2 separate regions of the Mus musculus genome follow, and region 1 is linked to region 2. A link is a loop called in an ENCODE intact Hi-C map of the cell type or tissue named here. Cell type or tissue: gastrocnemius. All regions are shown on one strand. Links, peaks and the distances in the headings refer to the core of each region. The heading gives the core; the rest is flanking DNA.

What was found. Hi-C counts contacts between places; a loop is a spot of excess contacts. Peaks named below come from ENCODE experiments on the same cell type or tissue, not always from the same donor. Only the 100,000 strongest peaks of a DNase experiment are listed, where the experiment ranks them.
Region 1: a loop joins it to region 2, with 7 times the contacts of the local background. A loop is called at or near these places in 2 of 42 quality-filtered maps.

Annotation. Positions count from the first base shown.
Region 1 is chr3:65,882,738-65,898,941 of GRCm38, reverse strand. No RefSeq gene overlaps it. Among named protein-coding and RNA genes, the nearest start is that of Gm35039, 37 kb to the left of the region's middle. In gastrocnemius, for the core only: no CTCF peak of the experiment used is centred there; no DNase peak of the experiment used is centred there.
Region 2 is chr3:65,806,269-65,822,472 of GRCm38, reverse strand. It overlaps Lekr1 (leucine, glutamate and lysine rich 1), which reads right to left. Exons shown (of 13, transcript NM_001166659.1): 11 at 6,397-6,561; 12 at 2,380-2,679. Among named protein-coding and RNA genes, the nearest start is that of Gm25755, 43 kb to the right of the region's middle. In gastrocnemius, for the core only: no CTCF peak of the experiment used is centred there; a DNase peak (open chromatin) is centred at 7,345.

The DNA of each region.
Region 1 (16,204 bases), core at 8,521-11,020, 74 kb before region 2:
GGACGGCAATGCTTTGTTACTTGAGTTTCTTTTTTTCTGGGGTCACAGCTGTCTGGCTACTTCTTCCCATCATACTCCGACTTACACCTTTGGCCGACAGGGACACAGCTATACTCCCTGGTAAAAGAAAGCCCTTGTGGGACTGCATATCTCACCCAGGGCTGAGTGAGGCCAGGGCCACAGGTACCTGCCAGCTCTCTGACTCTGTGTCCACTGTGGAGTCTTCTAATCCCTGTCTCTTCCAGGCATCCATTGTGAAACCCTGCCTTCTGAACTCAGAGAATGGTGGCTCAGGAGGCAGTTCACGTGAATTATGCTTCACCTACGGACCCTGACAAGTCCAATAAAGGCAAGGGACCTGTGTAAAACGAACAAGTAGCTGGAGCTGACCTCAGCAGGACAAAGGGGACTTTATGGAATGAGCTCTAATTTAATAATTGCCCCACCCACCTCGGGGCATTAACCCTGTAGGCAACTCAAGCTGACAAATCTAAACACATCCGAGCTGCAGAACAAAGGAGATGCCCCTCGGAGGTATGGATTAAAGTTGACACACAACAGTTGCTACCAGTGCCCGGGTACCCAGCAAAGGTACCTGTCTGCTTCTTTCCTTTTAGTGAAGTCTCACCCTTCCTGCTCTAGTCCCACTTTTTTTGGTGGTGGGGGTGGGAAGATAGATTTTTTTGGTAGATAGGGCTTCTTTGTATAACTCTGACTCTCTTGGAACTCAATCTGTAGATGAGGCTGACCTTGAACCCATAGAGATCTACCTGGCTCTGCCTCCCAAGTGCTGGAATTAAAGGTGTGTACCACCACCACTTAGTTACTTTGGGAGGGGTGTTCCCACTTTTTAGAGTCACTTTCCTATAGATTGGGCTGAGCAGGTATCTAGTCTCTGTACTCCTCATTATGGACAGCTGTTCTCTTCACTAGCATCCCGTGTAGATCTAGGCTCAGGAGAGTTTGTCCCTACAAAGTTTCTACCCTTTCTGCCGCCAGGCTGAGTTTGGCATCTGCTCTGTTCTGTGTCAACAGTCATTTGAACCTCACCCTTCCTCCCCTCCCCTGGGCCTCAGGGCTTGCCTTTCAGATCACTGTGGTCATTCCTCATTTGGAAAATGACCACCATGTTAGGTCTCAGAGGTGCCTGGCCCTCTGCCACCAAGAGGAAGAGGTCTGGGTGTGTGTGTTTGGTGGGGGGTGGTGGGGTGGGGATCTGGGCTCAGAGTTCCCAGAATAGGGAAACCGATGGAGCTGATTCTGTCCACACCTGATAAGGCTGACGCCAGAGGTGAGGTCAGAACCCAGCAAGCAGCCTGACAGACCCAGGGATTGATAACCTAAAGATGCTCTAGGTCTTCTGTAGATCTCAGGAAATTTAAAATACCTGTGCAAACAGAAGAGTGCTCTTTGTGGAAGGGAGAGAAGGAAGAGGGTGTGGGAACAGGCCTATGAGTGGCCACCTGGGTTGGTGCCCTGGGGACACACTGCTTTTATCTCCAAAGTAGCAGACACTGGGGATAACTTTATCTCTTTAATGGTTATATCTCAGCTGCCAGAGTTGCTGGAGAGTGTTTCTTGTAGTGGGTTTATTTGCTCCCTGACTAGATCCTTCAGTCTTTGGAGGGGTGGGAGAAGGAAGCTGGGGGGTAGAGAAATAGAGGAATTCTCATTACTTGTCAATTTTCTATTCTAGAATAGATTGTTAGTAAATATAATGGATTAAAAAACAACAACAACATGATTCCATTTTGTGGATGGGATTTAGTTTGCACCATAACCATGGCTATTATTGATTGGGCTATTACTGCATAGCAGACATTGTGCGTATGGTTCCTAATTGAACCTCTCTGCAGGGTAGGCGTTGCCTGCATTAAACCTCGATGCATCAAAGGCTTCACCTTCATTTAGTGAGGAAGGAAAATGAAGTCTCAGAGAAGCTGAGAATTATGTTCAAGCTCCTATAGCTTCTAAGAGGTCAAGCCTGAACTTCTAACTTCAAGACTCCAGAATCCAAGATGCTCCTGCCAGCATCCTAACGCTCCTCCCAGGCTGAGAAAGTCAGAAGCCAAACCCTGCTGAAGGACTTGCTTTTCTGTTCATCTCTGTTGGCTCTGGGTTGTGACCAGCTACTATACCAGGCCTTCTCTGGGGCTGGGGGAGAGCATGCAGAGAGAAGGCAATCCCAGACCACAGTGAACAAGCAGGGACCCAAGATAGATGTATCTCTGGTTTTGCATACACTAGCCTTCCTCAAGAGGTTCTCAGTTGGGAAGGCAATGATCTCTCACTCCCTTCTATGCCTCCTGCATACATTTTGCACGCATGTGCACACATGCACACACACACACACACAAGTGCACACATGCACACTCATGCACATACACACAGAGACACAATGTGATACAAATTTTTAATAACCTTTCCCAGATTAATCTTTTTTACTTTGCAAGAGGCCCTAACTGTAATGTACAGCAGAGCCCAGTGCCCAGCAGGCATGTATTCAGCACATAGAAGGGCCTCAATAAATATCTGATGTTCAAAGCATGAAATATAGTGGTTATTCTAGATCTTTTGCATCTCCTACATCTCCTAAATGTTTTTGACTTGGGTGTAATTAATTAACATTTTTTCTCAAGTTGTCTCTATAACTGAGTATGTAGATAGGCTCCATGAAAAACTGTTGGCTCCCTTTAACCAGGGAGCTGTTCCTATTAAGAGAGCTGGTGATTTACTGCACAGGCCCATAGGGAAGTGTGGTATTGGAATTAATAATAAAGATTGTCCAATTCTCTGTCTTTTCCCAGGCTATTTTCCAAGACATCATGTGGAATCCTGCTGTTTCTGCATCAGATAAATCAATGATAATCTTTAACTCAGCGAGGGGCGAGTCCTGGGGATGTACTCTTGCATCCATGGTATACTGCTAAAATCAGATTTCCTGGAACCCACTCACCAGAGGTTTTGAACTTGCCAGATTGCTTGCTGGGCCTAAAATACTGCATGCATGTGGTGACCCAGGCTTGGTTGTTTCCATGAATCCTCTTTCCCTAAGTCACAGCTGACATTTCCAAGTCACACAGAGGAAAAGGGCCCCAGCCTCCACATTTCCATTAATGGTCATGGCCAGGTCAGTCCTGTGCACTGTGCACCACTCTCTTCTGGCATCGATTCTGCCTTGTGGGAGCAGAGAGAACTGAGGAAGAGATGGGAGTGGGGTGGGGGCACACATGCCTTCTGCAGTCCAACTCCTTAATTCCCCTTCCCATTTCTTCCTCAGCAGCAAATTTTGCTTTTGGCCAGAGGGCTTTTTTTTTTTCTCCAAACTTATGATAACTCATTCATCTGGTTCTTTCTTTCTTTCTTTCTTTCTTTCTTTCTTTCTTTCTTTCTTTCTTTCTTTCTTTCTTTCTTTCTTTCTTTGTCTGCTTGTGTAAGCTACACCAATGGAGCCTTTGCCATGAGGTAAATGTGGAGGAGCTGTGAGATTTAAACTTGGCATATAAAATAATGGGTTCCATCACCATATCTCCACACTTGTCTATAATTGGACGCTGCTCATATTCACCCTGCTGTTAACCCCTCTTGTTCCTTCTGCTGCTCTGTGTCTTCCCTCCAAACAGTTTCCCTTCCCCCTTTTGTATTTTGTGTGTATTGGATTTGGATTCTAAAGAGCTGGATTCAGGAGGGGGGCAGGGGAACAACTCACCATGAATTGAAATTCTGCCAACACCTGCAAATGCTAAGTTAATATTTTAGGTGGCAGATCTATGGGTGGCTTTTCTTTTAATCTATGTTTCTAAATTTTCCTTCAGTCGGACATATTAATATTTGTATAAGACAAGTTATTCGAAAGGTGACTACATGATGAACGTGTGCTAAGTGCACAGAGAGGTCCAGACATCATTCTGGAGGGTGGAGAGGGAGGAGTGGGGCTTTCAGAGGAGGTCCTTGTTGCGTCTGGCTGGAAGTTGAAGTGTGACCTTGTAATGTGGCCTGTGAAATCCTCTGCTCAGCACCCTCCCCTCCCCTCCCCTCCCCTCCTCTCCCCTCCCCTCCCCTCCCCTCCCCTCCCCTCCCCTCCCCTCCCCTCCCCTCCCCTCCCCTCCTCTTCTCTTCTCTTCTCTTCTCTTCTCTTCTCTTCTCTTCTCTTCTCTTCTCTTCTCTTCTCTTCTCTTCTCTTCTCTATCTACGCACCAGCCAAATCTCATCCTGCTCAGTTTCCAAGGTCCAACCAGACCAGATGCACTCAGGCAGACATAGCTACAGACAGGGTCACCTATCTCTCCCTCCTGTGGCCTACAGAAGAGCTGCCTGCTGTGGCTTTACTGTCAGATCTCTTCCCCTTGTTCTAGCACTGGATCAGTCCTAGACACTCAAACTCTCATCTAGGGCTTTCTTCTCTTTTTAGATTTGTTATTTTATGTGCATGAGTGTTCCACCTGTATGTGTGCACGTGTACTACATACATGCTGGTGCCCGTGGAGGTCAGAAGAGGGTATTGGATCCTCTGAAAGTAGAGCTACAGATGTTTGTGAGCTACCATATAGGTTCTGGGAAGCAAGCCTTGGTCCTCTGTAAGAATAACAAGTGCTTTAACCCAGCCATCTCTCCAGCCCCTGGACTTTTCATATTTAAAGTTGGAAGTGTCTTTGGTTGATGCTCAAAATTCAGGAGCTGTTCCTGATGATGGGGGTTGGGTGGGGTAGGGGAGCATGTTTGCTGCAATGTGGAAGAAATCAGCATGTCATGAGAGACAATTCTGTGGTCACTTGATGAGAAGAGGAGACAAGGGAAGCTGCAGGATCGCGCTGGAGTTCCAGGTCCTAACTCAGTTGCTCTGGTATTTGTCATAACTCTCCTTCAAGCCTGTCTGGGTTCTGAACTAGTAACTAATATACCCTCACAAAGAAAGAACAAAGGGAGGGGATTAAGTGACCTATGTGTTTGGCTGGAGGGGTGGGATATGTGTGTGTGTGTGTGTGTGTGTGTTGGTGTGGTCATCTACTAGGATGACAGAATTCAAATTTTAAGATTTGAGTCTCAAGTCTGCAGCAATGGTCCACGCTTTCCCTGGACCCTAGAATCCCAATGCTGTCTGTCCAGCACCCCACGCTTACCTGCTTTCTCCAACCCACTTCCCTAAGAAATGAGGAAAGGTCCTGTGATCGTTAATGTTGCTTGTTATCTTCACATGATCTGGAATTGCATAGGAGACAAATCTGGGAATGTCTGGAACAAAGTTTCTAGCTTATGCTAACAGTGAAGGCATATCTTGAATGTGGGTGGCAGCATTTCATGGGTTAAAGTAAAAAGAAGAAAGCAAAGTGAACAACAGCATTCACTGTTCTCTATGTCCGGGCTGCGGATGCGATGTGATCCATTGCTGCAGCCAAGATGACCTCATCAGGATGGGTTGCATCCTCAAACTGTGAGCCAACTGAAACTTCTTTCTTTTACTTTTACTTTCCCCTTTTATTGAAAATGGATTCTTTTCTTACAGAATATATCCGAGTTACAGTTTCTCCTCCCTCTATTTGCCCCAGCACATCCCCACCTCCCTCCCAGACAGATCCACTCCCTTTCTGTCTTGCATTAGAAAACAAACGAGCTTCTATGGAATGATAATAAGAATAAAATATAACAAACTAATGTATAAGAGAAAACAAAAATTACCACCTCAGAGATGGACAAGACAAACCAACAGAAGTAAAGGAGCCCAAGAGAAGACACAAGAATCAGAGACCCACTCATTCACATACTCAGGAATCCCATAAACTGGAAGCCATATATGTACACAGAGGACCTGCTGCAGGCCCATACCGGCCCCTGCATGCTGCTTTAGTCTCTGAGTTCATATGAGTTTTGATTATGTTGATTTAGAGGGCCTTGTTTTCTTGATGTCTTCAATCCCTTCTGGCTCTTACACTCTTTCTGCCACCTCTTCTGCAGTGCTCCCTGAGCTCCGAGGAGAGGAATTTGATGGAGACATTTCATTTAGGGTTGAGGGTTTAGTCAGCATCTTAGTCAGTGTTCTTTTGCTATGAAGAGACACCATGACCACAGCAACTCTTAGAGAAGAAAACATTTAATTATGCCTTACTTACAGTTTCAAAGGTTTAGCCCATTATCATCATGGCAGGGAGCACGGTGGCATTCAGGCAGACATGGTGCTGGAGAGGTAGCTGAGATTTCTATATCCACATCTGTAGGCAGCAGGAAGAGAGAGACACTGGGCTTGCCTTGGGATTTTGAATGCGTAAAGCTCATCCCCAGTGACCCACTTTCTCTAACGGTGCCACACCTATTAAACCTTTTCAAATAGTGCCACTCTCTGATGACGGAACACTCAAATAGATGAGCCTATAGGGACCATTCTTATTCAAACCACCACAGTGTTCTAAGATCTCTCACTTTCTGCATAATGTCTGGCTGTGGGTCTCTCTCTATCTGTTCCCATATGCTGTAGAAGGAAGCTTTTCTGATGATGGATGAATAAGGCATTGATCTATAAGTATAGCAGAATGTCATTAGGAGTCATTTTATCATGACATACATTTATTTATTTATTTATTTATTTATTTATTTATTTATTTATTAGGTCAGTAGTATTTAGTTTTACCCTAGGTCCCTTGGCTATCTAGTGTCAGGTTCTTGGTCACCGAAGCGGTGTCAGGTATGGGTTCCATCTTGTAAACTCGTCTTAAGTCAATTCGGTATTGGTTAATTACTCCCATAATTTTTTATTTTAACCACCATTGTCCTAGCATATCTTGTGGGCAGGACACCAGGGTAGATCAAAGAGAACCCTCTTTCTTAAGTCACTTTTGTCAAACATTTTGTCACAGCAATTAGGAAGTAACTAATCCACGTCCTGAGCTAGTGAGCCCATCTTGGAAATCTAGCTATAGATAATCTTGCTCTTCTAGGGGACAATGAGAGTCAGCAATGCAGACATTGAATCTTTATCCTTTCCCTTTCTTTAAACTTATTTGTGTATGTGTTTGTGAGCATTAATTCGCACCACAGTGCATGCATGAAGGTCAGAGATCAACTTGCAGTAGTTCTCTCTTCTAACCAAGTGGCTTCCAAGGGTTGAAACCAGCTTGTCAAGTGTGATTTCAGCCTGAAATCAAGAGGTTGCTTTGGCCTCAAGTGTCATCATCCATTGAGCAATCTCACTGGCTCCTTTCTTCCCTTTCTTAGAGTGAATTTCATCTCCTCTCTATGCCCTGCTCCCTCTTCTGGATTGTCAGTGTAGATAAAGTGGATCACTAAGTACAACCTCTCCTTTGTCCTTTGAGAACTATTCTGTGGGTCTTCTAAGGGAAGAATAAAGAATAACAAAGTTGCCGGTGGGGCCCTCACTAGCTAATGTAACCCAGGAGCAAAAGGAACTCAGATATATAGTATCACATTGCCCCCAGAGAAAGGCTTTGCTAAAATATTAGAGGCACCTATCCTGGAACAGCACAAAACACAGACTGACTCAGAACACAGAATTGACACCCACTCCTCTCATTCTATGATGTTCCAGGCAAACCAAGGACTTGTATCTAGAAACTGGGCCTTAGGCAATTCTAGCCACAGCATACATAGACAATTAGCATCCGTATGTAATTTCAGATCCTCATTCTCTGCTTCCTTCTTCATCACATTGTCTAGAAACCTACACTGGAAGAATTTCCAGGGAATCTGAGCTGTTCCACAGGCCAGACTTCTCTCTTTAGGCCCCAGCACACTACTTCATACAGATCAGTAATATCGAATAAGACTTTCTAGCTAAGATGGAAGACTGTCTGGACATGTAAGTAGAGAGAGCAGTATCCACCAGTTGCTTCTGTATCTGCTCACCCCGTTACCTTAGCAACAGCATCTGCACCAGGACATGGAGAAAGCAAAGGACCACCTGCTGCTGTCTCAATTGGAAGGTGAGGAAAATGGAGGAAGTCTGAGCTCTGCTGGTCAGTGCCAGGCTGCTCACAGCATGTCCTCTCACTCTCTAGGCCTGTCCTGGGGTCTGAGGTTTCTTTGGTTTAAGGAGGCTGTCAAAGGCACAGTCCTCTGAATATGAAAACCTCATATTTCTTAGCATAATTTAGGCACAGGAACTATTTCTAGAGCAACCATTCTTCAACTAGTCTTCTGTGACTTAATATTTTATCCATCACCAATGCACAAAATAGGACTGCTAACCCAGCGATTCATCCCATATACAACCACCAAACCTAGACACTATTGCATATGCCGAAAGATTTTGCTGACAGGACCCTGACATAGCTCTCTTTTGTGAGGCTATTCCAATGTCTGGCAAATACAGAAGTGGATGCTCACAGTCATCTATTGGATGAAACACAGGGCTCCTAATGAAGGAGCTAGAGAAAGTACCCAAGCTGCTAAAGGGGTCTGCAACCCTATAGGAGGAACAACAATATGAACTAACCAGTACCCCCCAGATCTGTGTCTCTAGTTGCATATATAGCAGAGGATGGCCTAGTTGGCCATCAATAGGAGGAGAGGCCCTTGGAATTGCGAAGATCATATGCCCCAGAACAGGGGAATGCCAGGTCCAGGAAGTGGGAGTGGGTGGGTTGGGGAGCAGGGCGGGGGGGGTATAGGGGGCTCTGGGGATAGCATTTGAAATGTAAATGAAGAAAATATCTAATAAAAATGCTTTAAAAATGTCTTTATACCCTTACAGTTGCCAAATGCATAATCTGGATACTTCTAAAGTTACATCTCAAAAAAAAAGGGGGGGGGGATGCTAACCTAGCAGAAAGTAATGTTCCAAAGAGACCAGGACTTCACTAGGTTGGATATATCTTTAGCTGTAGTAGGAAGAAAACTTAGCTTTCATCTCTGAGTTCATGTAGAATAAAAGATATTGGGATAGTCAATACGACTCATGGACCCTCTTAACTCCAGTTGCGTATTACTACCTGCTACGGTAGTAAATAACAGAAGTGCTTCAGCGTGGTCTCTGAAACCTTTGCCTTCACTGTCTTCTCCTTTTAAACATTCCTTGCAATGCTGAGAATGAAGCTCAGGACATCAAGCCTGGTAAACTCTTTACTACTAAGCTACATCCTCAGTTGCTGCCTCGGCAGCATCTTGAAACCATCCACCGAGGTAGGCATTGCAGACAACACAGTGAGGCAGACACACACTGGGCGGGCTCTTAGGTAGTGGTCCAAGAGGACCTGGAGTTTGTGTCCTCTGCATCCTGGATCCAGGGGCTTTTCCTTGGACATGTCTCATGAGAGCTATTGGAAAATATAAGTGTCTTTTAGCCTTGTGTGTGACCGTGGTGTGTTGGCATCACACTAGCAGAGCACCTCTCTGAAGAAAGTAGAAAACTAATGTCCATTCATTCAATAAGGAATTTTATTGGATGCTACCCTGTGCCAGGTGGGAGGCTAAGCACTGAAAATTCAAAAGAGAATGAAATGTAGCCTCTATCCCCAAACAGCTCCATTCATTTAGACATTTCCCTTGGATTATGTATATATCATGTTGACAAGGGAAAAAATCATCAATTATGAGATCCCCTAAGTGACACTCTCAGCCCTTCAGTGAGTTCTATACTCAACAGACTCCTGCTGGCTGCGTCCACTGGCAGGAGAAATCACACTTCAAAAATTGTGACAGAGTAGCGAGGAACCAGGAGCAAGGGTGAAAACCTTAAACAAACATTATCTGAGGGTGTCTGGGCTGCAGCCCTCAGCTTAGTGAAGAAATAGATGCTTCCAGAAATGGAACTGGGAGCAAATTCCTGAGCAAAGGCTGAAGGGCTGACGGGAAGTGAGACAGGCCCGAGAGCACTGCCACATGGCCAGCCACAGATAGGGCTGTCCTGTGACTACTCAGCCTTTTAAGGCTCCACAGATGGGGGGAGGGGTTGGGAGACATGATCACCCACACAGCTACTTAATTCTGTGTTGGTGAGGTCAAACTCTGTGTTGGTGAGGGGCAGAGGCTGAAAGTCCCAGACTAGCTCTGAAATAGGGACTCCTCTGAGGCTAGAGACATTTTTAAAGTATTTGGACTTCTTTCCTTAGACCAGGCCTAGTCACACCTTGGTTTATGTAAAATCAACGGTCTTTGGGAGCTTTCTTAGGTCAGCTTTTTATCTACTCATTGAAATAGTATTGAGGGATCATGTTTCACACAAAGAGCCCAAGCTTTCCAGGCCCACACAGGGCCCTCGTGACATAACTTTAAGTCACAGTAAAGGACCGCCAACTTGGATTTCTGCTTCCTTCTGCAGAATTTGTAGCCCAAACACATGGTTTGCATTTAACACCAAAGGCCACATAGAGAACACATAGAGGACACATAGAGAAGATACAAGGGAGTTCACCATAGGAGCTGCCTCACCAGAGGGCAAGTGAAGACCCACATCTTAAATTAGTTTTATTCTAATGTCTAGGAACACAACTCACAGCACCGGAAGTGACTTTGTTTTGTCCTTGAAGGTCACCTTCACCTTAGCTTATCTTTGAAACAGCAACAAAGGAAGGGCTGTAAGGACCAGGTCATCATTCCAAAGAGGAGCCGAACTGAGTTGCTGTGAACATAGATAACATTTGGGAGAGGTCTTAGAAATCATCAAATTCCGTATTTGTCAGTGATACTGCCGAGCAGTGAGAGGTTAACTCAGTGGTAAAGGGTTTGTCTAACGTGCACCAAACCCTGGGTGCCATCTCTATCACCAAAAAACAGACAAAACCATGTCTGATGGACACTAAGGATGGTTGGCTATCATTCACCAACAGGAAAATTTCATACTGAGTAAAGGACTGTGTTCTGATTAGCTAAGGGCTGTGGTTACACAGTTCCACAAACTGTATGTCTTGGACCACAGATATTTATTGTTTCCCAAGTCTGGAATCCAAATCAAGGCATTGGCAGGGTAGTTTCCTGGGGCACGAGGAAATCTCTGTTCCATGCCCCTCTTGGCTAGTTTTCTAGCATCTCTGGCACTTCTAATCTTGTAGAAGCATTGTTTTAGTTTTTAATCTCTCCTTTCGCACACATGTAACTTTCGTTTTGTTTTTGTTTTTTAAGCTGGGATTCTCTGTAGCGTTGGCTGCCCTGGAACTTGCTCTGTAGACCAGGCTGGCCTTGACACTGCCTCTCAAGTGTTAGGATTAAAGGCATGTCCCATCATCACCCCAGTGTTGTGCATCTTTTTCTACACCCAAAGTCTCTTGTTAAGGACACCACCCCTACTGAATTAGAATCTGTTCCAATGACCTTATCTTGACTCATGTCTGCAGTGACTGTATTTTTGCATAAGGTTATATATCTTGAGATACTGAGACTAGGATTTCTATGTGTGGATTTGGTAGGGCTCAATGGAGTCTATAGCAGAAATCATCTATAACATGTTAGATCCTCACTGGAGGGCTGTAAGTTTGATGTGATCTTCATTCTACTGGTATGCCAGGCCCACTGAGGCAGGCAGCAGAGACACATCCCACCAGAAGCATGTGCATTGGTTAGTGTTCTCTAGAGCCACAGAACTTATGGAATAAATCTATTGGAAAGACTTGCAGGCTGTGGTCCAGCTAATTTAACAATGGCTAGCTGTGACTGTAAAGCTTAAGAGTCTAGAGGTTGCTTGGACCCACAAAGCTGCTCCCCTTAAGAAATAGGCTCCAGTGCCAGTGAAGGAATGGATGTGTCAGCAAGACAAGGGCATGCACGTAAAAAGCAAAAGCTTGGGGCTGACGAGATGGCTCAGCGGTTAAGAGCCCTGATTGCTCTTCCAAAGGTCCTGAGTTCAAATCCAAGCAACCACATGGTAGCTCACAACCATCCGTAATGAGATCTGATGCCCTCTCCTGGTGTGTCTGAAGAAAGCTACAGTGTGTTTATTTATAATAATAAATAAATCTTTGGGTTGGAGCGAGTGGGACTGACTGGAGCGAGTAGAGGTCCTAAAGTTCAATTCTCAACAACCACATGAAGGCTCACAACCATTTGTACACTACAGTGTACCCATATACATAAAATAAATAAATCTTTTTTTTTTTTTTTTTTTTTTGGTTTTTCGAGACAGGGTTTCTCTGTGGAGCCCTGGCTGTCCTGGAACTCACTTTGTAGACCAGGCTGGCCTCGAACTCAGAAATTCGCCTGCCTCTGCCTCCTGAGTGCTGGGATTAAAGGCGTGCGCCACCACACCCGGCTAAATAAATCTTTTTTTAAAAAAAAAAGAATGTTAAAAAGCAAGAGCTCCTTTTTCTATGTTCTTGGGTAGACTTCCAGCAGAAGGTATGGGCCATGTTAAAGGTATGTCTTCCCATCTCAAGATCCAAGTAAAAGACTGGTGTCTTCCAGGTTCAGGATCCAGATCAAAGGTGTGGCTTCCTGCCTCAAAGGTCCAGATTAGAAATAGATTCACCCACTTCAAACAAAGCAGACAAATTTTTACGGGCATGCCCTCCATTTCTGGATTGTAGCTCAATTCAGATATAGTCACATTGACAACCAAGACTAGCCACCACTCCATGTGTCCATGGATTCCGGAGCCTCACTGGGGGTTAGGAGCTCAGCCTCATCTCTCCTATAGATTAACCAATGTGGCAAACCTCCCTCCCAGGCTGTTCATCTCTATGATGAAGAGGAAGCAACTTTACAGTTTCAAAACCCCAAGAGATCTGAGTACCAAAAAGAAAAAAAATGCACTTATAACTTATGTGGAAGCAAAATATGTCCTGAAATGAGCACACTTGATACAAAGGTCATTCTTGAATTGACATAGGCTCCCTACATTCTATTTCTGCAACAGAGACATTTAGAGAAATGAACACAGGATGTGGCTGCAGATGCTATAGGGTGTCATGTAGCCAGAGGTATGCACATTCTTTGACTTTTTATCAGATTCCCCCAATTCTGCCATGCCTAACTCACCCCTGGGATTTGAATTAGGGACTGTGGATTTTTCAGCACATGTATTACCACCATGAAGTGTGCAGTTTGAATTCTGCAACGCTGTTTGGATCACAAGAAAGTGAAGAAAGGACAGATATAATGAAACTGGGAGCAGGTGAGGTTCTCTAACAGCTGCAACATGAAACCTCACTGTGTTTGCTAGGTACTGCACAGGGGAGGGGTAAGCTAGTTTTAGGAGGAGGTCTCTGAGGGTGAGCTGTCTCATGTCTCAGGCTATAAACATCCAGGAAGAGGAGGCCTAATTGCTCACACTGGTCAATCATTCCTAAACACTCATTCAGACTTTTTTGTTTGTTTGTTGGTTGGGGTTTTGATGGTATCCAAGAAAGGAACAGTCCCACAGAAGCCGCCTCTGGGCAGCAGTCAGCATCTGCCCTTCCCTTCAGTGCAGTGCAGTTGTGGATACCAAGAAAGGCTGTGGGGAGTCATCTTCCTAGCAGCACGCTATGGAATGCAGGCTGGCAAGGAGTCCCAGTGTTACTTTTTGGGGGAGATTTTCCTCATCCCACCCTCAACCCCTGCTTCTGGCTGAACCTGAAGTAATCTACCCCCATAATGGTCTAAGGCAGTGTGTGGTTCTCAACCTGTGGGTCAAAACCCCTTTGGGGGGATCAAACCGTTTTCACAGGGGTCACCTTAGGACCACCTGCATATCAGATATTAACGTTATGATTCAAAACAGTAGCAAAACTACAGTTACGAAGTAGCAACGATAATAATTTGGTGGTTGGGGCATCACCACACGATGAGGAACTGTATTAAAGAGTCACAGCATTGGGAAGGCTGCAAACCTTTGGTCGAAGGCCTGAGCCTTGAAATAGTGTTTCAAAGGATGGGCAACGGTGGTATGCCAGAGGGGAAACAGAGGTTGAGGTGGTTCTTCTTGTTGCTGACTCTACTCCAAAGCTTCCGATTATGTCACACGAGGTAGGGGCATGCGTCAGACAAGCAATGTAAGGCCTCTGGAGTGGGTGTCTGCTACAGGTGTTCATGTGTGCACACCCGTGGCCCACGCCTGTGCTGGGGTGGCTACCAGCCTCCCGTGCAAAAAAGTTCCAGCAAAACAGCTGGTGAGTGGAACTCTAAGTGGAAGTGATTTTCCTAGCACCATGACAACAAGACACCCTCGGAGCTAATGGCGACACTTCAGTCCTCGTCCTTCTCTGCTGGTTCCTGCTTACACTTCATGTTTCTTAAAATACTTGCCTGGCTGGCAATGTGGTGACTCACCTGTACCATCGCTGCACCAAGCCAAGTGGGAGGCACTTCCTTTTGCAGAGGAGTCGGGAGCCAGCCCAGCACCTGAAGCCTTTCATTCACATACAGTTCCTGTCAAGGGCGGGTGTTCTCATTCTCTGCCAAGGCTGCAATTGCCCAAGAAAGCAAAGCCATATGGATGTGTCAAGCTGCGGTACTTGGACTACACAGAGTTCAGGGAAATTAGGCAGATTTGCCTAGGTATCTCCTTCTCATCTTCAGTCCTGTGTGAGGTACCTGGGCCAAGTGCTGAAATAGGAAATTGCGCATGGAGTCACCATTGCCTGTGGTGCTCTGGGGCATCTCAGAGCCAGTTTTGCTTCTGGAATCCCGTGAATTCTGATGTACTTAAATGACTTAAAATTCTGAACTTGTGTGAATTGGAACTCACCCAATCTGTAATGTTAAAGTAGTAAAAAGAAATATTTGTCAAGAATTTTGCTGTCGACTAAGATTGTGTGTACCTTATATCTGCTTGGGTTCTGCGGGCTACACACTGTGTTCTGTATGCCCGGGAGTCAGTTCAAATCCTTGGTTCACTGATTATTAGCTGGGTGACTTTAGTCAGGTTACTTTGTCTCCTGGAATGTTCATTTCCTTGACTTTTCGAAATAGTGTCCTCCAAATTACATAAATAAAACGAGAGCCCATGACTACGAAAGCACAGTACAGGGGTAGAAATGTCTTGGTGCTTTCTGCAATTCCAGATGACCTGAGTTTTGTTCCCAGCACCCATGTCAGGGAGCTAACAACCACATGCAACTTCTGCTTCAGACTATCAGACAATCTCTTCTGGCTTTTATAAGCAGACAGACAGACAGACAGACAGACAGACAGATAGACATGTTATATAAAAATAAATCTTCTGGAGAAAAAAGAAAGATCCAGGATAGAGCAAGGCCAATGTATACTTGTGCCTTTTCCTGTCTCTGTGGGACTCTCTCTCTCTCTCTCTCTCTCTCTCTCTCTCTCTCTCTCTCTCTCTCTCTTTCTTTTTTTTCCGGGGACAGGGATTATCTGTGTAGCCCTGGCTGTCCTGGAACTCACTCTGTAGACCAGGCTGGCCTCGAACTCAGAAATCCACCTGCCTCTGCCTCCCAAGTGCTGGGATTAAAGGCGTGCGCCACCACCACCCAGCAGGATCTTTCTCATAGTTTGGAATGAGCACTAGTTCTGGCTACCCAGTGTTAACATCAATACATTTGCATATGTTGGTTTGCATACCTTTAGAACATAGTAAATAATTATCCAAGAAATAGATGATCAGGACACATACCCTGAGACCAGTGGTGGTGAAAATCTCAAGGAGAGATTTGGATGTGTCTTAGTTAGGGTTACTATTGCTATGATGAGACACCATTATCAAAATCAACTTAGGAGGAAAGTGTTTGTTTCACTATGGTTTGGTATAACAATTCATCATCAAAAGCAGTGAGGACAGGAACTCCAACAAGGGAGAAACCTGGAGGTAGGAGCTGACGCAGGGGTCATGGAGAGGTGCTGTTTACTAACTTGCTCCTCATGGCTTACTCAGCCTGCTTTCTTATAGAAATCAGGACCACCAGCCCTTGGGATGGCCCCACCCACAATGGTCTAGACACACACCACCCATCACTACTTAAGAAAATGCCTTATAGGCTTGCCTACAGCCTATTTTTTTCTTAGTTGAGGTTTTCCTCTTCTCTGATGACTCTAGCTTGTGTCAAGTAGACATACATTAGCCAGCTCAGATGGTCTTCATAATGTTATAAAATCAAAGACTCTAACTTCCAGAGACCTGTGGGTAGTTTCCTTCTGGAAGATCCGTTGCGATTTTCTGTATTATAAAAAGTTGTTTCTAACTACAGGGTAGACCAGCTGGTAACACACTGGCAGCTATCCACTCATTTTGCTGCAAGGCTCCTTTCTAATGCCCTTCCTCAGAAGCATCCTGCTTCCTCAGATCTGGCTCAAGCTTCTGCCGACTTCTGGGTGTCCAGCACAGAGATCT
Region 2 (16,204 bases), core at 6,375-8,874:
ACACATAAATATTAGTAAATAAATCTTTCAAAAAAGAAATGAGACTATGAACTCTTATTGTTTGAAGTCATTGTCTTTGAGGGCAATTTATCAAGTAGCAATAAATTATAGACTTGTAATATAGGGTGTCTCTACCCTTCCGTGTAAGGTTTCATGTGATAAATTTCTGTGTAGGTCATTTCTTTAACATTTCCCAGAAGTTAGTTACCATTTTTTCATAATTATACCACTGTTTTATCTAGCATAGTGCTCAAAACCTACATAGATGATAATTTGCATTTAAAAAAATTGACCTTGTTCTTTTTTCTGTTTATTTGTCCTCTGGATGGGTCACTTCTTACATTTATTACAGTGCCATTTTATTTATTATTTATTTATTTATTTATTTTTTTTTTGGCTTCAGACTTGCTAGTCCAGTGACTTGGCCTTTCTCTCCCTTCGCCCACTGTTGTCCGTGGGAGTGTTAGTATGGACCCAGTAGAAGTGAGTGAGCAGCTCCTCTTTCCTCAGTTTCTCCAGTGTGCTCCTCTCCCGCCTGGCCTGAGCTGCTGTCCCTCACAAGCACTGGCTGCCCTCTGGGGCCCCTCCTCCCCAGCCCAGGCTGGCTTGGGTTTACTCTTTTCTGTTTGTTGGTTTTGGTTTTGTTCGCTTTTAGAGTAAAAGTAAGTGATCTTGACTAGGAGATATTATGGGCTAAGCCTGAGGTTGCCCTGAAATTTAGAATCAAAAAGTCTTCCTGGGCCGGGCGGTGGTGGTCCACGCCTTTAATCCCAGCACTTGGGAGTCAGAGTCAGGCAGATTTCTGAGTTCGAGGCCAGCCTGGTCTACAAAGTGAGTTCCAGGACAGCCAGGGCTACACAGAGAGAAACCCTGTCTTAAACAAAATAATAAAAAAAATAAAATAAAATTTAAAAAGTCTTCCTGGAATAGGAATCTTTGTCCCTCTGCGACTCGAGTCTGAGTCCCGCCTCTCTCACTGTGTGAGCCTGTGACACTCTCCAAGCTTGTTTGTTAGCGTCTCACCTGTGACACATAAGTAAGGCTACATCTAAAGGTAGACACTGTTCTTATTTAGCGCTTTGTCTACCCCATACTTCACATTTATCGTGATATAAGCTCTCAGTTTTGGTTGGCAATTTAAATATAGCAAAAACATAGTGTTTATTATTAATAAACAATATTATTGCTAGCACTTTTTATTTGCTTCTTTATTAACGTGCCAATATGGCAGACAGAAATCTTATTTCTCACTAACATTCAAAACCGTCCATTCTTCCTTATATGCTATATCGCTATTATGGGATCAAGTATTACGATCAATTGTTACACTATTTCTAGCATGTTTACCAATTCATCATAAATAAGCCAGAGATAAAAATTTCTCAATAGAAATAAGCCTACTTCACAACAAGAAAACACTACTGATATAACTGTGCATATGTAAGGCAGAAGACGAAAGCATGTAAGTTGCTTTACAAGTCAGGTTGACAGAGCTGTAAAACATGAGACTCAAATTATCTTTACATTGTCCACATTTTTTTGAATGTAAGCAACATGTGCCCTGACGCTTTCTTTGGTGAGGATTTACTATTAAAGCAAGTGAGATCTAATTGGAAGACTTCTAGGTGTGGAGCTTTTAAGGGATTATTTGCTGCACAGAACTGGTTTCTAGAAAGGGCTCAGCCAAAAATGGGACATCAATATCACACCAATCCCCCCAGGGTCCATGGAACATGGTGGAAGAGGGAACAGAAAGAGTCTAAGAAATAGGGTTGGGTATTCTCTAGGACACGACAAGACCCTTGTACTTCTGAACTCTGTAGAGGCTGAGACTGTATATATAAGAGCCACATAGGATCAGGCCAGCCAGGGTCCAGCTTGGAGCAGGAGGGGCACGTGAGCCTCCCACCCCTAGTTGAGAAGCAGTGCTGACAACTGGTAGCTACTAGGGGAAAGACAGTCAGCTTTTCTTTAGGGTGTGGCCCCTGGTAGATGGACCAGGCCCCAGTATATGGCTGCACACTCATGGATACACGGGACTGTTATTAAACAAAACAAAACACTGGACGTCAGGTTGGGAAGAGGGCGTAGGGGGATTCCATAGTTGAGAGAAGGGAAGGGATGTGTATGAATATGACTAACAGAGATACACAGTATGTATGCATGAGATTCTCAAAGAATAAATGATACTTAAGAAGAGAACTGTCCTATGAAGCCAAGGGATGCCTGGGAGCCAGGCTGTGACTCTCTTCTTGACCTCCAACTGCCTGTCACATTTGCATTTGTCTGTCTGTCTGTCTGTCTGCGTACCTGCCTGCCTGCCTGCCTGCCTGCTTTTTAACTGGCCATGGTCCTCACTGGGGGCTCTCTGCTTCCTACCTCTTCCTGTGACTGGCTGAACTGCTGCAGCAGCTGTGTCTGGGCCAGCCTTACTCTTTCCAGCTCGTCTGACTTCTGTTTCATTTCCTTCTTCAACTCTTCGGAAATTGAATCATCACGGCCAGTTTCCTGTTTCAAACGACACTGGAATTCTGCTACCAGATTTTTCAGGTCTTCAATTTCTTTTTTCTTCGATTCAGACTCTTCTGTGTATTGTGCATGGGATTCATGCAGTTTTTCTTGGAGAGAGGCCACTTCCAGCCTCAGGTCCTTTGTAGCATCTGCGATTAGGTCACCTATCTATAAGATAAGTCTCACGTTAGTATACAGACAAGTGTGCTGTTAAGTTTCTTCTAATAAACCAGTGTGCTTGTATCCCATGTCATATATAGGCCTTCAGATAGTTTTAAGTCAACACAGAGTTTTATTTATTTTCCTAAAATGGTATCCTATTAACTACTTGGGCACCTTTGGAAATATTTAAATCTCTGTGATTGAATCCAGCTGCCAAAAGTAACTCAAGTTTTCACAAACAGATGGGAGAGGGCATGGCTGGGCTCTGGAACCTCCAGGTGCCTGACTGGTTTTTGGAGACACAGAAAGAGAACACCACAGTTGTGTCCCATTCACACCAGAACACCAAGTTCGCCTGGGACATATTTTTTCTTTCTTATATATAGATAGATGTACCCCAGACACTAGCTTAGTCTTCTATAGCTGCACTCTCCCACGTCTTGTGATCATAGAAATTCTGTACTGTTCTAAATGTAATGACAGTGGGGTGCCAGTAAATGTTTAAAAATACCCTCCCCTCACCCCCATCTCTCTCAGGTCAACTTTGTATCTAATTTTAACAGTGAAATGCCTTTACCACTATGGCTGATCTGTCACAACTGGTGACTTAGCTGGGATGAGCATTGCAGGCTCTGGAAAGCCAGGACTGGCTACAGAGCATTGGCAATTGAACCACTATGTTGGAAGAAGTATCACATTTGAGTGAACTGAACTGAAAGACAAGTGGCCACTCTGGTGTCATTATGGCGGTTCTAGAAAATGCCAGGACACGGCGCAAAGGTATCGCCTCTCACCTTACACAAGAACATGAGACAATAATTCAGGGGACTTTCTGCCCAAATCATCCCTTTGGAATGGAAAAGACTTTTTCTCCTTAGAAAAGAGAAAATTTATCTTGGTGGCTCATGCCTGAAATCCTAAGCAAGGCAAGAGAGCCACTGTGGGTCTACCGGCAGCCACAGCTTTCTGGGGAGTGACAGATCAGTGTGAGCTATTGGGTTATAAACTGAAAAGGGGAACAAACCATCGGCAAGCAAACAGCAGCAGAACACAAGAGCAGCCTTGCAGAAGCTCATCTAAGGTCCCTCCTTATACTCCAGTAGCAAACGAGCCATGGAAATCTGGAAATGGCACAGAGAGAGCTCCCAGAGCTCGCTGGACCACTGCTTCAAAGCAGTATGCATCTAAAATGTGTTTCAAATGTTAAATTTACATAAGGAATAACTTTGGGAGGAAATCTATTCACCACCATGAGTCATTTCAGAAATTAATATTCTACTATTTTCAACTAATCCAGAAGAAGGAAGAGAGGGTCACTTGGGTCTAAACAATGGTTTCCTTCTACCCCCACCCCCAGCAGAAGTGACAAAGACACAGAGTAAGCTGTCCTTTTGACAGGCGCTTCACAGGGCCACAAAGATATAAGTTTGGATTTTAAAAATAGGAGTCAACATTTAAAAATCAGACTTCACCTAAAAAACTTGAATTTAGACCTTTTTTAAGTAATGGAATTATTTTGTTTGCATTTCTCTGCCCACGAAGTTCCAAACTACTCAGGACAACTGTAGTCATGAGCTGAAGGGAGGAAGGAATGGCCACTCTGGGAGCCTTTGGTGCCAGGAGCTCTGCGGGAAGATGTGAGGACCTGTCCCAGACAGACCAGACCATCAGGGGGGCGGTGGCACCAAGTTCCCAGCATACACTTCATTCTTTTAATAGAAATTCACTTTAGAAATTCACAAATTCAAAGATGAAATCATCAAGAATTTCAGGACAGAACACCTGCAGAGCCCTCTGGGAGTGGCCAGGTACCAAGGGGCTGGACTCTGGGGTGGCTAAACTCTCCATCTTCACACAGAAACAGAGGCCCTTGGGCTGCTGGACGCTTAATTAGATTTCTTTATTACGTGTACCATGTGCTGCCTAAGGTCAGAGTCTACGGGCCTGGAGTTGTAGGGTGTTGTGAGCCCTCATGGAGGTACTTGAGTTTGAACCTCAGTCCTCTGTCACAATAAATGCTCTTACTGCAGAACTCACTCTCTCTAGCCCCTAACATGGATTTTTAAAACAGGTTAAAAAATAAAAATTATTATCTTAGTGACATTTATCTGTGTGTGTGTGTGTGTGTGTGTGTGTGTGTGTGTGTGTGCAGGAACTTATATGTCATGGTGTATATGGAGACATCAGAGAATACCATGTAGAAGCTGGTTCCCTAATTGCACCATGGGGTCTCAGGAGTTGATTTCATGTTTTTAATAGTGGCAAGTGCCTTCACCTGCTGAGCCCTAACATGGATTCTTAATGAGTATTTGCAAAATATGTTTCACACTGAATTTTGATTCATTCTCTTCATGCCTCCCTCTCCCTCCCTTCCTCCCCATTCTTTTCTCCATCTTTACACTTAAGTCATATAAAAGCAGGAATACCTTGCCTAGCTTGGTGGTACACATATGTAACACCAACCCTTGGGAGGCTGAGGCAGGAGGATGTAAAACCAACAATCAAGCAACAAAGCAGGGGTACTTCAACAGACTCTGCTTTTTATAGTATTTTAACTCATCCCAAAATGCTTAGAATTAATTAGAATTAAAATATCTTCAGTTAGCCGGGCAGTGGTGGTGCACACCTTTAATCCCAGCACTCGGGAGGCAGAGGCAGGCGAATTTCTGAGTTTGAGGCCAGCTTGGTCTACAAAGTGAGTTCCAGGACAGCCAGGGCTACACAGAGAAACCCTATCTTGAAACAAAACAAAACAAAACAAAACAAAACAAACAACAACAACAAACAAACAAACAAACAAAAACAAAATATCTTCAGTTAAGAAGGTTAATGTACTGGCTGGTTTTGGGTGTCAACTTGACACAGCTGGAGTTATCACAGAGAAAGGAGCTTCAGTTGAGGAAATGCCTCCATGAGATCCAGCTGTAAGGCATTTTCTCAATTAGTGATCAAGGGGGGGAGGGCCCATTGTGGGTGGGACCATCTCTGGGCTGGTAGTCTTGGGTTCTATAAGAGAGCAGGCTGAGCAAGCCAGGAGAGGCAAGCCAGTAAAGAACATCCCTCCATGGCCTCTGCATCAGCTCCTGCTCCCTGACCTGCTTGAGTTCCAGTCCTGACTTCCTTGGTGATGAACAGAGTATGGAAGTGTAAGCTGAATAAACCCTTTCCTCTCCAACTGCTTCATGGTCATGATGTTTATGCAGGAATAGAAACCCTGACTATGACAGTTAAACTCTAGGAAGGAAAGTTTTAATTGTGTGAAATACTTTATTATCTTTTGATGTTGGATTATGTAGCCATGCCAGTTATGAGTCACGCAGTGTAGTCAGTTTAAGCTGATGTCAGAAGAAAGCAGATGCATACAGAGCTTGGTTGTGTGCTTCTGTAATTTATCTCCAGCATCCTTTCTGAAGAACAGGTAAAGCAAACGATTTATCTGTGCGGGTAGAACAAACAAATGGGAAAAAAGGCATGCCCGAGGGGAACATGCAGCACGTGTCACAAAGCATGCCCGAGGGGAGCATGGAGAGTATGTCATTGAGCATGCCCAAGGGGAGCATGTAGCACGTGGCACAGAGCATGCCCTAGGAGGGGAACATGCAGAGTGTGGCACAAAGCATGCCCGAGGGGAGAGTGGAGAGTGTGTCATGGAGAGTGTGTCACTGAGCATGCTTTAGGGGAGCACGCGGCATGCATTGGGGAGCATAGCACCAGCTGACAAACCTTCCTCTGCAGGTCCTCATGTTCTTGCTGATACTTCCGGATTATTTCCTGGTGCTTTTCTTTTTCAATGTCAAGTTCCAGTTTAGCTTCCTCCTTAAAGAGAAGAGCTTGATCCTGGAACTCAATGAGATGCCGGGCTCTTTCCTTGCTGAGCTCAGCTTCAATCTGGAAAACAGCATGTCAAAACATACAAAGCCATTTTACCTCGAAATAAGTACATTCAATGTATTCTCAGACTAATCTTTAAAATAGCCAAATATCAAGTTTTAAATTAAAGCACTTTAAAATTTTTAGTATTAAAAATGTTAACTTAGAAGTTCTCTTAGAAGTTGACCTTGGGTCAAATATTCTAGTAACTAAAACTGAAAACTTAGTAGAGATGACAGTTCTTAGAACTAAAGCTGAGTCATTTATACTTAAAACGACTAAAAGATCTAAAACTAAAGACTAAACTACTAAAAGCATTTACACTGCTAACTCAGTCCTCATCAGGAGACCTGAAAAACAAAACAAAATAAAAAAACAAAACAAATACCCTCTACCCCCAAACTGAGGTTAGACTATGCCCAGCTCAAAACAGAACAGAAGCCGAAGTGCCAAGTGTCTCTGTCCCATGGCTGGTCACAGGCTGACATGTTAACGTGAGTGAAACTAGAATGAATGGACAACAGCCATCCACATCCCCACGTAGACTCTGAAGAATCCCAGTGCTCGAAGGGCCTTTAGAAACCCCTGGTTCAGCCTCTCATGCCTCATCAACTGTGGAAAAAACAGTAAGGACTTTAATTTGAGATGGCCCTGACACTTGCTGGCTGTGTCCTTAAGTTTGTGACCATAAGCTGTCCTGGTGGGGTTGTAACTAGTTCCTTTGGGGGCTTTTATGAGGATTAAATGAGGCAAAGCATCCATGTAAGACTGTCGCATGGGCAAGAATTCAACAGCCCGTGGAGACAGCCTCCACCGGCAAGCCCTGCAGTCTCTGCCACAGAACTGACATGGAAGGACGTCCCACAGTGCCTCACATATCATGGAGCCATAACTCACTTCTTCCCCAGCAGGAGTTTCCATTTCTAAGCATTAAGCAGTTTTTCCTATAGTTCAGCCAAAATCTTCCTCAATGTGGCTTTTAACTATTGGCTTTGGCTCTGCCTACGAGAGCAAGAGTCAAAAAACCTGTAAGTAACCGAGTAACTCACTGCAGATTCCATCTTCTGAGATCAGAGCTGAGATCCCTGCAGCGGATCAGCTCCAGCTCTACACTGTGCCATGCTAAGACGTAAATTCTATGCGGTGTGGTGAATGCCAGCTAAACTGGGAAGAGACTGTTGACCCGTACTGTTTCTGACTCTGTTTCTGGTCATTTAAAGAAGGAACGAGGTCAACCTGAATTTCTCACAGGATCCCTGAAACTGAGATACCAGGACACAGAAAGTTTACTCACAAACTTTATAGGAAGCCCTTTAGATTAAATAAAATGAGCAAGGAGACTAGCCCCTGGCTCAGTAGGATTTACAGCTTGGAGGACAGAACTGCAAAAGTGTAGACACAACAAGAGGAGATATTCTGTCTCTCTCAAAATACATTTCTACATTGTTTGGGGAAAGGTTACTAGTGACCTTGAGGGGAAAGAGCACTCGCTGAAGATCAGACACTCATGACTGCCTGCCTCTAGGTGAACAACTCCCAGGTAAGAGTCTCAACAATAGCCCTAAAGACTATTTCTCCCTCACTTTCCCTATGTCTGCACACAGAACAGCATATTCCCAGCTATTCCCTTCTCTCCACACCCAACAAAAGAAATCTTTGGCCCATTCTCCTATGCCTCTCTTTCCACTACACTAACTCTCCTGAAAAAAAAAAAAAAAAAAAAAAGGCCATTCTCCAATCCATGTTCTATATGACATAGCATTCTTCACAAAGTATAAGTTATTTACAATGGTTTGTTAATGGTTTCTCCACACATTAATTTAAAAAAAAGTCCCAAAAACTTCTCATATGAACTTTTTACTAGGCTACCACCAGCCTACAGGACACCTTTGTGTGGACTGACAGGGAACCCCTTTCCTTAAGTGATAAAAATCCCACGCCGGGTGTGCTTGTTAAGCATGTGCAGGCTGGACTCCCGCTCCCTTTTCCCTGGCCAGGACTCTGCCAGATGCAGCCTGAAGTCTGCATCTTTTGGCTTTCCCATCCTGACTCCCAGTGCTTCAAACATTGACTACTGGGCTTCAGCAAGTCTGGGTGGGGACGGAGAAGCCAACAACTGGTGAGGAAGAAAGTGAGAAGTTCCAGGCAGGACTTGAAGCGTTAACAGTTTATAAGTTGCTCAGACACTGGTGTTTTGTTGGGTTTTGGGTTTTGGGATTTTTTTAATTTTTTTTTTTTTAGTATGTGCTGATGAAGCAAGCGCTTTTTTGCTTGTTTGTAAGCAACATGGCTCCTTTATTGTGCAATGTTTTTCTTTCTCCCTCTTTATCTTTCTCCATGCTCCTTCTCCTTTTCCTTTCCCACTCTTCTCTCTCCAATTTTTGCACTGGGGCTGGTGGTTGAATCTATGACTCCATGTGAGCTACAAAGAGCTCTGCCACTAAACTGCATCTTCAGCACTTTAAACAATTTTGGAGCACTCTGGGACAAAAGATGTGCCAAGGCATTTAAGTACCAAGTGGTAAATTGAAAAAGAACCTGTATGGTTGATGGGTAGATACCAGAAATTATTTTAGGACAGACTGTATCTTGTACATTTACATAAAGTATGTGGGACAGGATAAACTACAAACTAGATGACAGGGGGCTTAGGAAGAGCCTTTAAAAGATGGAGTTCCCTTAATTCTGTTCATGGACAAGGGATTCCTTAGGAGATGAGTGGGTCCCAAGTGTAGATGAGATACAGAGCTGGTGCAGGAAGGAGAGGGTGAGGTGGCCAGCCCCTTAGTGAGCAGAGGGCTCCGTCATGTCTCAGCACGGGGGTCCTTTCACCTTAGGGCTATTATAGGAAAGGGAGGACAGAAAGAAAGGACTGAAGGGGGGAGTGGGAAAGAGGAAGAGTGGCCGAGCAGTGGCAGTTTGCTTTCAGTGTGCACAAACTGAGAAAGACAAGGAAAGTGATTCTCTTCTGGTGGAATCTCCAAAACTCGAGGGAAGCTGTGACCAGGTGTCATCATAGCACAAGGCTACCAATCCTGACATGAGAAGAATATGATCACAGTGAATTACTTAACTATATTACTTACTTACCGTTGAGAAGATGAATTCAGGCAAGTGTCTGCTTATGATTTTATATAAATGAACAGAGTAGCTTAGAAGGCAAGACAAGTTTTGTACAAATTAAATTATTTGGCTGATGGTGCGCAAATAAAGCACAAACTACTTTATATGGAATATCTACGTTATTTTAGCAATTGTGGGGAAACAGATTTCTTTTTAAAAAGCATAACTATTATGCAAGCTCGGAAATTTCACAAAGTAAACCCTGGGTATAACGCCCAGGCTTTAATTTTGTTTTTCATTCATCTATGTCCTTTCTTGGTTCAACCCCATCCTTGCTAGCAGCTTCTGAGGCGCTCCAGAACACTCTAGACCTTCTCCTGGAATTCCTTTTGTGTTTGTTACTGAAACACATAATTGGTATTTTGTAACAATCTGTATCTAATATTGATGTACAAAGTACTATCGTTTCACTATTTCTAAGTGAAAATTCTGTGGCTGACTCTGTTACTCTTTGCCATCCACAGAGGCAATTCCCATGTGAGGATATAACTAATGGTTATTCACCATTACCTTTCAAACCAGTTAGAATTTCAGATGCCAAACCAGGAGTCAAACCAATCATTTCTATTTGGCAATGCACAGACGATTTGTGAAAATATATCTCCCAAAAATAAAGTGTTGCACTACTTTCCAAGTATTAAGATCAAATACTGTTTGTTTCCCATTGTTTAGATTGAGGAGGAGGCTCAGAGGGAGCATGACCTGCCATAATGAAACCCATTATTTTGCATACTAGTAAAAAAAATGGTAAAAGGAGAAAAGCAAGTGAAACAGCTTCAAGGAGCTTAAGCTCCACCAAGACGATCACCAGCACAGAGGACAGGTATGTACGCCACTGTTTCTGGACTCAATGGCTCCAGGGCCTTGGTTCTTCCATAAAGTCTGTCTTTCCACATCCTATACAGCACAGCCATTAAGGACATGGATTCAATGTTTTGTTTTGTTTTGTTTCAATAAATGACTCATTTAATTTCAGTGTGGTCAGAGAAAATACTTTGTATGTCTTAATTCCTTTAAAATGTGTAACACAAACTATGGTCCATTTTTTGATAAATGTCTCATGTGTACATGAGAAGAATATGTATAGTATTGGGTAGTGGAGGCACTACACATATCTTGTCTCAAGTTTGTTATTAGTATTACTATTTACTAGTATTCTTCAGTGTAGCTTTTAAAAATAAATTAATATTCAATTTTCAAACTATTTATTCTTTCTGGTGTTTGGTTGTTTTTAAATCTGTATAAATAATTTTATATTATTAAGAGAAAGATGCTAACTTCTAGACTGTGCATCTCATTTTCTCCTTATAGTTCTACCAGGTTTTGTTTCATGTATTCATATATTGTATATATAATTTTATATGTAATTTTATATATACTCTGTGTATGTGTGTGACTGTGTGTGGTATATATGTGCACCCATGAGAACACATGCAGAAGCCAGAGAGAGATGTTGAGTGTCCTGCTCTCCATCTTATTCCCTTGATGCAGGATCCTTCAATGAATTTGGAGCTATGATGGCAGCAACAAACTGAAGCAAATACCTGTCTCTATTTCCCACACAGTGAGAAGCCATGCATAGCTTTTAACATGGGTGCTGGAAATTTAAACTCATTTGAGCATTTAGGATTATTACGTTCTTTTACTAAAAAGACCCTTTATTATTATGAAATGATTTTTATCCCTGGTAATATCTTTTGTGGATCGAATGCAGGTTCCTGGTCTTTCTAGGTAAGTGCTCTACTACTGAGCGGTACCCCTAGTCTTCTGATGTTTGTCTTTTAAAAAATAATTAGTTTTAAAATTTAAATACAAAAAAATCAAAGCTGGCTAAAACAATACTGAATAATAAAAGAAGTGCAGGAGATATCACAATTCCCAATTTTAAGTTGTACTACAGAGCTATAGTAACAAAAACAACATGATATTGGCATAAAACCAGACATGTCAACAAAATAGAATTGAAGATCTAGACATAAATCCATACATCTATGGACACATGAGTTTTGGCAGAGAAGCCAGATACACACATTGGGAAAGGCCAGCATCTTCAACAAATGGTGCTGGTCAAACTGGGACACTACATGTAAAAAGAATTCAAATAGATCCATACTTACTACCTTGCACAAAACTCAACTCTAAATGGACCAAAGACCTCAACACAAAACCAGATACACTGAACCTGATAGAAGAACAGAAGAGAAAGTGGAAAATAGCTTTGAATTCACTAGAACAGGAAAAGCCTTTCTGAACAGGATATCATTAACATAGGCACTTACATCAATAATTAACAAATGAAACCTCATTAAACTGAGACGCTTCTGCATGGCAAAGGACACTCATCCAGACAAAATGGAAGCCTACAGAATGGGAAAAGATTCTTTACCAGTGTACATCACATAGATGGCTAACCAATATCCGAAATATATACAGCATTAAAAAAACCTAGATATCAAGAAAACAAGTAACCCACTTAAAAAATGGAGCAGAGATCTAAACAGAATTCTCAAAAGAGGAATTTCAAATGGCTGAGAAATATAACAACCTTGGCCATCAGGAAAATGCAAATCAAAACCACTTTGAAAATTTATTTTATACCTGTCAGGATGGATAAGATCAATAGACCAAGTGACAGCTCATGCTGCTGAGGATGTGGAGTAATGAGACTCTCCCTCCATTTCTGGTGGGAGTACAAACTCTGCAGCCACTGTGGAAATCGGTGCAGTGGTTTCTTAGGAAGATGGGACTCAATCTATCTTAAGACCCAGCTATACAACTCCTGGGCATATACCCAAAGGATGCTTCATCCTGCCACACAGACAACTCATCCATAGTCATTGTTGCTATATTTGTAATAGTCAGAAATTAAAAACAACCTAGATGCTCCTCAACAGAAGAATGGATAAAAAATGTGGTATCTTAACACAACAGAGTAATTGTAAATTCTCAAGTAAATAGAAGCAGAAAAAAAAATCATCCTTAGTGAGGTATCCCAGACCCAGAAAGGCAAACATGGTGTGTATTCACTCAGATGTGGATATTATCTATTAAATCAATGATACAAACTATAATCTGTAGACCCAAGAAACTAGATATAGAGTAAGGGACTGGGGCGGGGAGAAGATAGCTCTCATTAGAAAGGAGAAATAGAATGGATGTGCAGGAGGGGGCTGGGAAGAGTGGAGATGAAGGAGGGAATATGGTTAGAGACAGATAAAATTAAGGTGCATTTGAGGGGTAGTATGGAAACTTAATGAAGGGGAAGCTTCCTAAAATATATACTTATATGAAGGTGATTTAACTAAAATCACCAAATAATGGGGGCGGGGGGAGACAAGAGTCCCAACTGACCATCTCTTGCCACCAAATGAAGCTTCTGGTTACAGGACTGGGTTACAGCTAATTGAGTTGCTAGCCTAAAGGGTTCCATGGAACCGATAAACAAAGGCTGTTGCCAAGACTATAGGTTGCTCTCCACAAATTGATGGCCAAGCTCTATTGTTGAAGACAATACATATACACTTCTTTGAGCATGGAGAAGTTGACCTGGTGCCTACTTGGAACCTTCACTCATACATTCTAGCATCTTTGGTACAGGAAGGAACTCTGTTCACTACCAAAAGAGAAACATAAAAATCAACCCTGTCACAAACCCTTATATTGACAATGGTGCGCTGACTGTAAGATGTGCTAGTGCAATGGTGGCACAATGCTTGTGCGACTAACTAATTGCTACCATCCATGTTCAGTTGTTATGGAGAGACACCAAGGTGAAGGCCACTCTTATAATGGGAAGCATTTGGTTGGGCCTTGCTTACAGTTTCAAAGACTTCGTCCATTTGTCATCAGAGTGGGAAGGCAGCAAGCAGTCAGAATGGTGCTGAAAAAGAAGCTTGAGAGTTCTACATTGGCTCGGCAGGCAGCTGGAAGAAAGCCACTAGACCCAGTGTGGGCTTCTGAAACCCAAAGCCTACCCCCAGTGATGCTCTTCCTCTAATAAGGCCACACCTATTCCAATAAGGCCACACCTCTTAATTCTTTAAAATAATACCATTCCCTGCTGACCATGCATTCAAATATGAGTCTGTGGAAGCCATTTTTATTCAAACTACCACATATGACTTGACTTAAGGCCAACTCCACGAGATGGATCCAGTACTGCCAGGGTTACCAAAAGCCTGACACAAGACAGCTCAGGGACAAAGGCTAAACTAAAACAAACTGTAGTGATAATAACGACTCCTAATGCCAGACTCATAGATCAACACCTTGCTCAGTTATCATCAGAGGAGCTTCTTCCTGCAGCCGCTGGAGACAAATTTTACAGAGACCCACAGCTGGACATTATGCAGAGGAGACACCTTGGAACACTAGGTCCTAAATGGGATGACCCTAGCAAATCCCTCCCCTCAGGGCTCCGGGAACCCTGAGGAAGATGAGGTGGAAAGAGTGTAAGAGCCAGAGGGCACAGAGGATACCAGGAAAATAAGTCCTTCTTAATCAACATGAGCAAAGCTCACATGAACTCACAGACACTGAGAAAGCATGCGCAGGTCCTGCCCTGCACAGGTCCTCTAGCTTAGTGCTGTTATTGGATTCCTGAAGAGCTGAACTAGTAGAGCTCTGACTTTTGGGTCTCTCTTGGGCAATTTTCCTTTTGTTTGTTTGTTTGGTCTAATTCCAAAGAGTTAGTTTTTGTTTTATATATCATATTGCATTATACTCTCGTAGACGCCTGTTTTACTAATGAGAGGGAGAAAGGGATCACATCTGGATGGGAAGTGGGGAGAAACTGGGAGGAGTAGAGGGAAGGGAACTGTAATTAATCCATACTGTGTAAGAAAAATTATTTTATTTTTAATTATGAAAGAAAGAAATTATTTAATTTATTATGAAAGAAAGAAATTGTTTTAATTATTGAAAGAAAGAAAGAAAGAAAGAAAGAAAGAAAGAAAGAAAGAAAGAAAGAAAGAAAGAGAGAGAGAAAGAAAGAGAAAGGAAGGACGGAATGTGTCTGCATTTGGGGTTGTCTGCATAAACATGGAAGCCTGCAGAGGCCACAGACATTGGATGCCCTGGAGCCAGATACAGATGGTGGTGAGCAGCCAATCACTGGTGCTGGGAACTGAACTTGGGCCCTCTATAAGAGTGGCACATACTCTTTACTTCTCTCCATCTGTCCAGCCTCTTGATAGAAAGAAAGAAAGAAAGAAAGAAAGAAAGAAAGAAAGAAAGAAAGAAAGAAAGAGAGAAAGAGGAAGGAAGGAAGGAAGGAAGGAAGGAAGGAAGGAAGGAAGGAAGGAAGGAAGGAAGGAAAGAAGGAAGGAAGAAACAAAGAAACAAACAAAGAAAGAAACAAAGAAAGAAACAAACAAAGAGAAAGTTTTTTTTGTTTTTTGTTTCTTTTTTGAGAATTTGGATTACAATGTCCTTTGGTGTGTTTGCTTTCTTGTGCTTGTGGCCTGTTGAGCTTTGTAAATCTATTTCCATTGAATTCATCAACATTTCACCATCATATATTCAGATACTTGTGTCTCCACTCTCTTCCCTGGGTTCCTCTCACAGCCCCACCCCACCGACACTCTGCTTTTTTCTTTCTGAGACTTTAAAAGAAAATCTTGTTTTAATAGAAAAGTGTTTCCCTCTGTTCCCTGTGTTTTCAGGTGCCCTGTACTTGTCTCAGTTTACATCCTGTTTATAGCTTGCATGACTAAACTTAAACACGATAAACTAACTTAACATGATAAAATTTTCCTTTACTTCTTGGACATGGCAAATACATCAACTGTGTTAACGTTATCTTCTAATCTTAGCATCTCTGTCTTCCTGAGTCATTTAAAATATTTATTTTTATGTTATGGCTATAGTGTTGTACTGCACTATGTCAGTGTATCATGTAAGTACAGTACCCATAGATGCTGGAAGAAAGCGTCAGATCCCTTGGTACCAGAGTTACAGACAGTTGTGAGCTACCATGTGGGCGCTGAGAACTGATCCTGGGTCCTCTGGGAGACTGGGACAACTCTGCAGCCCATCTCAGTTGATTTTTTTAGTCACTGATTTTTCTTTTCATTGTGAGTTCTATTCTCCTAGTTCTTTCTGTTTATGGAAACTATGTATTAGACACCAGGCACTGTGACTTTGACCTTGGTAACTACTTGTGCTCATTTCTGTTTGTCTTCCAGAATCTGGATGTTAGTATTCCTATGAATATGTGTAGTATCTACTTGGGGAATGGCAGCATGTCTTAGAGTCAACTTACTTTAGGTCTTCCTTTTGACATTTGTTAGGATCAGACTATCACTGAACCCAGGCCTAATAATGTCTAATAATAGAATGCCAGCTATGGAAAAGCCTTCTGCGTATCCTGTAGATTACAGGTTTTCTGGTCTGTCTGGTGAAAAGAGACTAAGGCCTGGTTGTATGTGAGTGTTCAGTTCTTTATTTCTCTCAGATTGGCCTTCCCTGGCTAAAGCTTGCCCACATGCACGCTCTAGACCATCCACCCACACTCCTCCTCTTTAGAATGTTCTTCTGC